2 separate regions of the Homo sapiens genome follow, and region 1 is linked to region 2. The links are chromatin loops, found by intact Hi-C in ENCODE. Cell type or tissue: heart right ventricle. All regions are shown on one strand. Each heading gives the region's core, and the rest is flanking DNA. Links, peaks and the distances in the headings are about the cores only.

The links. Hi-C counts contacts between places; a loop is a spot of excess contacts. Peaks named below come from ENCODE experiments on the same cell type or tissue, not always from the same donor. Only the 100,000 strongest peaks of a DNase experiment are listed, where the experiment ranks them.
Region 1: a loop joins it to region 2, with 5 times the contacts of the local background. A loop is called at or near these places in 20 of 110 quality-filtered maps.

Annotation. Positions count from the first base shown.
Region 1 is chr2:173,748,129-173,753,511 of GRCh38, forward strand. No RefSeq gene overlaps it. Among named protein-coding and RNA genes, the nearest start is that of SP3, 210 kb to the right of the region's middle. In heart right ventricle, for the core only: CTCF peaks have their summits at 1,405 (motif pointing left), 2,372 and 4,218 (motif pointing right); a DNase peak (open chromatin) is centred at 2,433; H3K27me3 peaks cover 602 bases.
Region 2 is chr2:173,399,376-173,404,758 of GRCh38, forward strand. No RefSeq gene overlaps it. Among named protein-coding and RNA genes, the nearest start is that of CDCA7, 47 kb to the left of the region's middle. RefSeq lists a silencer at 3,121-3,290. In heart right ventricle, for the core only: CTCF peaks have their summits at 1,599 (motif pointing right), 3,207 (motif pointing right) and 3,411; a DNase peak (open chromatin) is centred at 3,216; H3K4me3 peaks cover 1,193 bases; H3K27ac peaks cover 722 bases; H3K27me3 peaks cover 1,572 bases.

The sequences.
Region 1 (5,383 bases), core at 104-5,103, 350 kb after region 2:
AGACTCTGTCAAAAAAAAAAAAAAAAAAAAGAAAAGAAAAGAAAAGAAAAAATAAAAAGTTCTAAAAGTTAAAAAAAAAACTCCAGGCTGGAGCAAGCTGGCAGCCTCTGCCAAGGCAGGCATTCATCTTTTGCCCGTTGGGTTGGGGGCTACCTGGAGGGTCTCAGGGAGTGGCCTGAGGGGGCCACACGGGGGCCTTGGGGGAAGGACTTGCTTCTGACAGGTGAGCAAATATTTCAGTATTGTAACTAGCATAGCTATGCCAGTGTATATGCCAGATGAACGAGGGGCCTAAATAGATAGGTCACATTTGGCTGTTTCATTAAAGATCCCCCGATGTCCTCCACATTCTTATGCATGAGATCATGGGTTCCCCGGAACACAGACTACTGGGGGCTTTGCCCACTGGAGAGATTACTGAAGAAACTAAATGCACACATAAGCCACCTTCCTTAGATATGTTATCTGAGCAAACATAAAACAATCTTAAAAATCATAATATACTCTACAGATTCTTGACTCTCCAGCTAGCAGTGAATAAATGTTCATTTTTTCAGCCTAATTGTTTTCGGACCACTGACTAGAATTACAGCATGAAAAGGCCACTGTCATGTTCAGTATACATTTTTAATAGACATCTTTAAACATTTAGACAAAATATTATTTTTAAATGGCAATTCTTTAACTGGTAAATGTAATTATCTAACTTTATAAAGAAAAAAAAACCTGACAATCAAAATATTCTGTCACTGCTTTAACGAAACACCTAAAATATCTTTTCAGCAAATGAAATGATTCTTTATTTTACGCTTTTAAAAATGCATTAGAATAATTGCTCTGCAACAAATCACCCTCTCTGCTCCGAGCTTGGCTGCCACATTCCTCTCATGTCCATCAATTGTGCACATTGTCATGATACCCTGATGATCACCAGGGGTGAGTCCCCCTAACAGTATGTTTATAAGAGTATTCGGTTGAGCAATCTGCAAAATAATTGTATTTCAATGGAGATATTATACTGTGAAAAAAATCTATTACATGTCAAGTGCCAGATGAAGCAGTTATAGAACCAAGACACATTTATTGGTGCTTTTAATCAACGCAAATAACTTTGCAAGCTGATCATTCCATTGTTTTCTTGTGATTTTAATTTGCTTCTTTAATAACAGAAATATACTTTTCAACTAACAGTCATCACTTGACTTCTGAATGAACAAAACACTAGATTTTTTTTTAATATTCTGGGTCATATCTCTGTATGATTGGAATCTGTTTTCCCAAAGTCCTAGGGCAAAAAAAAAAGTACAGAAGGTAGTGTCCTTACAAAGGTTGTCCAGAAGTCCACATTTTCCTTAAGTCCAAAGAGAGACTAAGGGACCCTTAACCCCATCTGCTGGTGGCAGAAGAGTTGAGGAATTTTTGCTCCAGTGCATTTTATGTGTTCCTCTGTAAAGTTTAATGTTCAAGCAGGTTTTTTGCAGCCTTTGTATTAAATACAACGTGCTTTCTTTCAGCATGTGGGTCATCACCACCACAATGGAGGGTGCTGTAAACTACCTTTTGGGACTAAATTTCAAAACGTACATTTGTATTTCCAGAAAATGTTGAGTATATAAAGCAATCACTCTTTTAAACCTGAACACGTAATAGAAAGCCATAGACTTTCACCGTGACTTGCGATGACCTTGGCAAACCTGACTATGAGCTCTTTGACCTACAATATTGATGAATTCCTCAGGAGAACAAGAGCTCACATTTCCTGAAGGCTGAGTGTGTGCCGGCTTCTGCTTTAAGTGCTCTATAAGCATTCACTCCCATCATACAACAATCCTTTGAGATAAGTCCTATGGTTATCCCAATTTCCTGATGAGGAAACTAAGACGACAGAGATTACACAACTTGCCCAGTCACCCAAACAATTTCCTGAGGTGTCCCCGCTAGATGCTCAACAGTTGTTTGCTGACAGCAACAAACCTGCTTAAGAGAATCTTCTTGTACCAAAAAAAAAAAAAAAACATTTTAAGGTCTTGTCCATGTCTCCACTGCCCACCCAATCTGAATGATGGTTAAAGTCACTCGCTTGGGAAAGTCCAGCATATCATGAAGTTATAGGGAGCTGGAGCTCCCGGGGTCTCTGGGCATCCTTTGTTCTATAGCTCAACAAGCCCTAGCCCTCGGGAAAGTTTTGAATAGCATCCCTTCCTCTTTCTGCCTTTAATCTTATTTGCAGAAAAAATTCATTTGAAATCCCATCCAAACCTCACAGTAGGATTTCCCTTTTAAATATCTGCCTGCCTGTTTTCCAAGCAGGAAGTGTGGCTAATCACAACATTGTAATTGGAAGAGCCCATAGAGGGCTCTCAGCGCCTGTGCTTAGCTCTGGTTACATTCCGCGTTCCTTGAGGCCTCAAGCAAGTGAGGTCTGCCACCAGGAGGGTGCTTCATCTCCACTGTGCCCCCAAACCTGGCCCCGCAGGGCATAGAGAGGAAAGAGGGGTGTCCTGGCTCTGGCCACCCCAGGTTACAGCCTCGGACTCTGCCGTTAGCCATACCCTCTCCACCTCCTGCTCCCAGCCTGCAGCCACGCAGCTCTGCCCACTCATTATCATTAAGCCTGAGCCATCTGAAAGGGACTAATTATCACAGCCCCAGCCCACAGTGCAGTGCAGATCTTGGAAAGGACAGTGCTGACAAGAAGCCTTTCCAGAACAAAGAAAGTCAAACAGATGCTAGACCCCGAGGAACAGCCACCTTATGAGTGGTAGAGGGGTGTGTGTGTGTGTGTACATGTGTGAGAGAGTGTGTGTATGTGACAGAAAGAACAGGTGTGAGTGTGTCTGTGAGAGACCATGTGTGAGAGTGTGTATGTGTGAGTGTGAATAGTGTGAGAGAACATGTGTGAGGGGGGTATGTGTGAGACAGAACTTGTGTGAGTGTGTGTGTGAGAGAGTGTGTGTGTGAGAAAACATGTGTGAAAGTGTGTGTGAGTGTGAGAAAGCATGTGTGCATGTGTAAGACAGGCAGCGGGTATGTGTATGTACACACACCGTGCACAGTATGTGAGCCTGTGGATGCATTAAGTCTGGAGAGGAGGACGTTTTTTGCTGGAGAAATCATTGAAGTTTAGATCAGGAAGCGTCTTGGATCTCAAGAACTGTCTCAGGATTCCAAGAGTTGTGTCTCTTTATAACTATAATATTGAGCACTGATTATGTGCCAGACTGTAGAAAGTATTTCACATGAATCCCAGCATACACCCTATGAACTATGTATACTATTATCTCCACTTTACAGATGAGGAAACAGAGACTCAGAGAGGTTAGGTCATTTCCTCAGTGTCACACAGCTAATTAATGATGGAGCTAAGGGTTGAATCGAGCAGTCTGATGACAGAGTAGTGCTCTAAACGCAATGTTAATGCTTCATCTTATTCCTAATATTAAAGATGCTGTGTGCACTAATTACCACCATTTTCACCCCTGGATCCGAATATTCACACCCATTTCCACAATAGCACAGGGTCTGGGCCAGAGGTTCTTAGATGTTGGTGAACATAAAACCACTTGGGGAGCTTGTTGGAACCCAGAGTCTCAGCTACATCTCGGTGATTCTGATTCCTTTTGTCTGAGGACCTAGGAATGTGCGTCTTCGACAAGCATTCCAGCCTGCAGTGAATTGCAGTGCTGAGATCACAGAGGTGTCTCTATCCTTGTTGAACACAGTGTCTCCCCGCCTCACCATTTCCAGCACTCTCTTGCTAGGGTCAGTGATGTGAAAGCACAAGACCAAAGCGGAGAGGTTGTCTTTTCCTCCAAGAAATTTGTTTTTATGATCCTAAAATTGAGGGAAAAAATAATCTATTTCATAGACTCCCTAAATATACCAAAAATAAAAAGCGAGCCAATTTATTTCAAGAGACTTTAAGTTCTGTGAGAGCAGGCATGGTGCCTGGCACTTACTAGACATGCAATTAAATATGTGTGAAATATTTGGAGATTCTATGAGTATGTGTGTAGTATTCGGAGATCCTATGAATGAATGCAGAACAAAACCAATCTACTCAGAATTTTTGGCATTTCTACTAATAAAGAAACTTGAAATCTTTAAAGCAGAGTTTCTCAATCACACTATTGATATTTTGGGCCTGATCATTCTTCATTGTGAGGATCTTCTGTGCATTGCAGGATGTAGAGCAGCATCCCTGGCCTCTACCCACTAGGTGCCAGTAGCAATCCCTCCCTGCCCAAAGTCAAGGCAACCTAAAATACCTCCAGGCGTTGCCCCATTTCACTGGGTGGCAAAATCACCCCTGGCTGAGAACCACTCATGTAAATAAAGCAAAAGTATTGAATATTTAATTCAGCTTCAAAAATTTCTGATACTTTCAGATATTATGTCCACTAACTAACATTCTAGCCTTCCCCCAAAGAAGTTTTTGTTTTTTTTTAATGGTCATAGAATTTCAGAAAACTTTGCATCTCTTTTCAGGAAACTTTTCTAACATGCTTTTGAAAAGAGATTAAAAGGGATAAAAAGTCTCAAATTTCAGAATACCAGGAATAGAATGCATATCGTAAGAGTTTTTAGAGAGGAAAAAAATACAGTATATATAAAAGAAAAGAAATTGGAATAATATAGGCCTTCTTCTAGATGCTAGAAGACGTACACAAATATTTTCAAAATTCTGAGGTAAAGTTATTTTCCATCTAGAATTGTATACTCAGTCCAGTATTCAATCAAATATGAGATCTGAATAAATTTATACTTGGACTTGCAAATAATCAAAAAATTTACCTCCGGCCAGGCACAGTGGCTTATGCCTGTAATCCCAGCACTTTGGGAGGCCAAGGCAGGTGATCACAAGGTTGAGACCAGCCTGGCCAATATGGTGAAACCACGTCTCTACTAAAAATACAAAAATTAGCCAGGCATAGTGGCAGGTGCATGTAGTCCCAGCTACTCGGAAGGCTGAGGCAGAAGAATCGCTTGAACCCGGGAGGTGGAGGTTGCAGTGAGCCAAGACTGAGCCACTGCCCTCCACCCTGGGTGACAGAGAGAGACTCCGTCTAAAAAAAAAAATTTACTTCCATATGCCCTTTCTTACAAAGCTCCTGAAAGATATCCTTCCACAAATGGAGAGATTCAACCAAAAAGAAACGTGAGCTCCAGGGAAGAGGATATCTGACATGGACAGAGGATGTAGACGTCCCCCACACCCAAATAGCAACCCCGTCCAAATCTGAGAGAGGGTGAGGACTCTGCGACAGGAGTCTGTGGGAGGAAAAATAGAGATGATCAAGTGTTTGCAACTGGACAAATCATTGATAGACATTGATTGACAGATGTGTTAGTAAATTTGGAGAAATCGTAATGATATGTATTT
Region 2 (5,383 bases), core at 185-5,184:
TGCCAGTGATATAGAACAAGCGGTCCAGGGTAGAGAACAAGCTGCCCCTGTCCTTGGCAGGAATTCAGTCTGTACCTTAGGGTACAGGGCACGCAGGGCCAGGCCCTCCTGAGGCAGTATTTCATCCCTGCCCCAAGGTCAGCTCTGGAAATCTGGGATAGAGAACACCACAAAACAGAGTGGGGAGCAGAAGAACCAGTAGCCTGTCTAGCTCTCCTAACAAAACCCTAGTTATTTTCATCATTGCTCCCAGTAGATGCCCTGATCAGATGCACAAACCAATGATTATGTTGGTAAAGACCCAACATTTCTAATGTGTCTGTGCCTGCGTAGATTCATTTAGACGAATCCATATTATTAAAACAACTTGCACAGAACACGATCACAGATCCTTCATTGACAAACAAGCGAACTGGGCTGCTGATGAGTCTCTGAACTGTCTTTTAGCTGAATTGTTGTTAAATACAAACATGGTCCTTTTTTTTCTAAAGGGGCGCATGTTAAACAATTTAATATTTTAGAAAAATACTTTCCCTTATTTAAATGAAAATAAGTAATGTAGTTTGCAAAGTAAAAGGCAGGGTTTCATCTTTTAGACAAAAAAAAAAATTAAAAGAGAGAGAGAAAGACATGTATTGTCTATTTAACAATCAAAACACTACAATAAAATAAAATAAAATCGTGGTATCATAATAATGAGTTCTCTTTCAAATGGTTTGCTCTGAACTAAATTGTGCTCTTTATGTAATAGAATGACAAATTGTTTAATTCAGTATCAAATATTCATGAGCTGTAAATGTGCTGCATCACCAGAACGGGTGCAAAATCATAAACAAATACTGTAGCATGCACAGAAATGGAAGCTAACAGAAGTGGACGTCTGCACAGATTTTCAACATTGTTGTGGCTTTGCGTCTATGAGAGAGAGAGGGGAGAGAAAGAGAACACCTCCTTCTCCAGCTATCTCCAAATGCTGCCGTGGGAGAATAAAAGGGTGAGAAAGGAACCTGGATGTGGATTCGCATAGCTCCGATTCTCCTGCAGATCAGAAGGCTAAAAGCAAATCAGAGATTAGACCACAATATGACGGAAATTCCTAGACATTTCAAAATGGTGCAGGGCAGTATTTATTTATTAGAAAAGAGTATGCATGTGAACTCTTTTTTTTTTAAAGGTTAGAATGGCTAATTATTCTGAGTATGAATTTTAAAGTGAAGCGTCTTCGATCATTCAGGGAGAAATACATGAGAAACCCTCATTTGCATCATCTACATGGTCATTTGTTTGCCCTTTGCATGGCAGGGCTTCAGAGGAAAATCCAGCTCCAGGCTGCAAGGCTCCGAGAGTCTTCTTAGACCTCTCTGGAACAAATGTATTCACTTAGAATTAGGTTTCTTCTTTTAGCTTCAGCCAAACGCCCTCAGTGCCACACAGGTTTCCCTCTCCTCCCTTTCTCCTTCCCCTCCCCTCCTCTTCTCTCCTTTCTCCAGTATTTATCCTCATAGAAGTGGAAGGACTGGCGTTTAGAAGGAGAGAGGAATATGTCAGTCCTTCAAGGACAACGTACAGGTTCCCTTTGCCCTACAGGGGGCAGACCCTATCATTTCCTAGCTGACACATTTGGCCTCACGGGCTCTCTTCTGGAACCCTTGAGTTCAGAAAGGGTTGAACACTGCCCATTTCCTGCTGCAGTCCCTTCCAGGAGTTCTGTTCCCATGCCTGTAAGCAGTCATTTGGAGTTGCCTAAGAAATCTTTAAGAACTTCACAATATTGAAATCAACTCTTTCAAATGGCATGAAGAATTTTTTGGTTATTAACTCCACCATCTCCCGTTAGCTAAGCTCATTTGTTTTCCCTTGAGAGAAGAGCTCTTCTAGCATCTAATCATACCTAATCTTTCTGCAAAGTTGTTTTCCTAAAAAATTGTGTAAATCAAGTTTTTGTAAATCTAGTCATATGTTTTATGCATCAGGGGAACTTGGAATGTAAAGGAATCTCATGGTGTATGCATACTTCTGTAAAATGAAGATTTGCTCCCTTATTTATTCATTTTTGTAAATCTGAATAATTATTTACTGAGTTGAAGGAGGTATGCCTTTATTTAGGCTTTTGCATTTGGTATCTTTCCATTTTTTATTTTCAAGGTGCCCCAAAATGGCCACACATTCCACCTTTGGAGGAGGAAAACACAGCCAACATGCTCCCTAATTCTAAGTCATAAAGAGCCTCGAAATTCTGTGCCAGTAGTTCATAAGGAGTCCTCGTTTGATCTAGAAAACCAGCAGAAAACCTTGCCGCTGTCCCACAGGAGAGATACACATTTCACACTGACTGGGTTCTACTCCTTCCTTCTTTCCCTTCTTCTTCTCCTTTAGCAAATGAAAAGATGCACAGTACTTGCGATTTCAAATAGAATGGTGTCTGTTAAAGCTTTACCTAGGAGGAATTCCCCAAATCAAGGGACATGGAATTACTCAGCCACAGGAATTCTGGAGAATCCGGTCTCTGAAGATGAAGCTAGAAATGAGCAAAGGTTTACTGTTCGTTGTTTTCCTCGGCAGACAGCGCAGGGTCCTTATGGCATGGAAAGGCTGAGCTGTTGGAGCAGAGTGAAACCTGATTCCCAACATCTGTGCTCTAGACCCCACTCCGAAGGGGGACTTTCTGGAGGTATTTTTCTACTCTCCGTCCCCTGGGTCCCAATTAAGGGAAACACTTTTTTTAGACATGTTATTATCCCATGATAGAAAAGCAGGACTCACTGTTCCTCCTTCCCTCCTTCCCTCCTTTCTTCCTTCCCTCCCTCCCTCCCTCCCTCTCTCCCTCCCTTCCTCACTTTTTCCTTTCTTCCTTTCCCCCATCTAGATGAGCAATGCAAAAGGTCTGGTATTTGAGAAATGTAATTATATTAGTGATAAACTTCATGGTTTAATTTGGGAAATCTCCCAAACCTAAATTCCCAGCCCGGAGGAGTCCAATTAGATCTGGGCTGGGAAAACTAGAATATATTTCAGCGAAGGGGAAATAACCAAGGGGAAGCGAGAACCGCGAATGGCCAAACACTGATGTCGGCTCAAGTCCTCCTCGGAAAATGCCTGTGTATGAGGATAAAGTGGCTGGTGGAAAGTTCACTCAATCAGGGCTGCACGGTCTTGTGGAATAAAATACGTCCAGACAGGGTTACGACGTGCTTTGGATTCCAGCAGGGGGAGCTCTGACTCTGGAAACCGGTCAGTGGCCACCGAACGCTGTTTCACCGGGTCTAGACCTTTGGAGATCAGCGTTCTCTGGTCGCCAAGGTTGGTAACAAGGTCCGTGGGTAATGTCGCTGAACCAGAAACAGAGGTCTCCCTTTGCACAGTCCCCGGTGAGGAAAGCAGTTAACACCTCTGTAGAAACACAGCTGAAGAGGCATTTTAGGAGCAGGTGACCAAAGTCTTACAAAGGCAGCCGGGAAAAAGTCAGGGATGGAAATTAAAGCCCCCGTTTCCTCCTCTTTTTCCCTTCCATACCCCTAGGCATAACTGTTTCTCACTCGGGGGCTGAGCTCTGATATGACATCCTGTGAGGATACCTTTAGCAGGGGGAGCCACAACCCCAATTTTAAAAACTGCCTGTGGTTGGGATGAGCTAGATTTCCTGATGCCATCAGTCAGCTCTGGGCACTGCTGCGCCCTGCTGCTCTCACTTTGGGTGCCTAGGAAGGAGAAACACAATACCTTCGTGCTGTAGCTACATCAGTGCCAAGAGACCCCACTTCCCACGTCTTCTGGACTTGGCTCAGAAGCATCTGCAGAGAGACAAGGAAGCCCCACAAAATGTGGACAAATGCCATTCCAGCCCATGAAATAGCTGAGAAAGAGGGGCTCGGCACAGCATTTTCTAAGCTACGTTGTGTGAAAGGTTGCTGGACCCTAAGGGGCTCCCAGGTATTTATTTCATGCGGTAAAAAGTGTTCTGATGTCAGAGTCTGAGAAAGCCTGTAGGCACTATCTGTGCATTCCCCACTCCCCCAACTTTTGTGGAAAGAAATCTTGTTACAAGTCCTATAAGTTCTACAGTCCAAACAAACAAATGAAAAAGCCCACTTAAATTTGTCTGATCCAGCACTTCCAAAACTTATCTGACCATGACGACCATGACATTTTGTCTTTTCCTTTCCACAAAGCACCTATGTTCTAGGCACTTGTGTCTTGTGGAGCATACCTTGAGAAATACTGAGTATGCATAAAAGAGCAAAGTTCTAGGGGTGAAGAAACTTCTGCATTCCTGTAGATCGGTTCTGATCCTAACGTCTGCTATGATTCTTTTTTTAAGATGGTATTTCGCTCTTGTTGCCCAGGCTAGAGTGCAGTAGTGCAATCTCGGCTCACTGCAACGTCCGCTTCCCAGGCTCAAGCGATTCTCCTGCCTCAGCCTCCTGAGTAGCTGGCATTATAAGAACCCACCACCACACCTGGCTAATTTTTGTATTTTTAGTAGAGATGGGGTTTCACCATGTTGGCCAGGCTGGTCTCGAACTCCTGACCTCAGGTGATCCGCCCCCCTCAGCCTCCCAAAGTGCTTGGATTACAGGCGTGAGCCACTGCGCCAGGCCTGCAGCTATGATTTTTGACATCACGTAGCCTCTCTGAACCTCAGTTTCCTCTTCTGTAAAATGATGACTCCTCCATTCCTACACATCTGCATGGCTCCTGGCTGAAAGGGGAAGGATGGATGTCCGAATATACCTAAAATTTGTGCTCCTGGAGACAGAAATGGATCACACATTTATGTTGAAAGTAGGTTGTAGACTTTTGTCTACAAATAGACAAAATGAACAAAATCTTATGACCAGAGGAGACACTATTCCCCTCTCTTCCTATTTGGCTTATAAATCACAATTCACACCAGTCCTGTGGCTACTTGTATATCTTTATCTGTCTGCTTTGCTTAATCTATGGACTAGCTGCATGCAGCATTCCCTTTGCTATTTATATGCAAGACTGCGAGTTTAAAAAAATTCATGTAATGAATGAATTTTAATTGTTGAGGACATTTATTCAGAGCTTTAATGGGGATTCTACAGATTGCAAGGATTTACAGTCTTTTCTGAGGAATAGCAGGAGCCAGAGTGCATGACGGTGGTATTATAGTTGGGACTGACATTAATGGCATGGTCCAAGTTGTAAAGTGTACACCTGAAGGTTTATTTCTAAATTGCTATAAAGGACAGTGGCGAGGGTGATCAGGTCCTCTGTGCTAAAAGGGCGTTTCTTCTTTCCCCCCAGATCTCTACCTCTCCTTCACTTGAGAATAGAAATGGCAAAAGGAAACAGAATCACCTTAACTGCCTTTCCTTGGGGGTGTTGATCAGATGCATCAGAAGGAAGATAAGGCAGT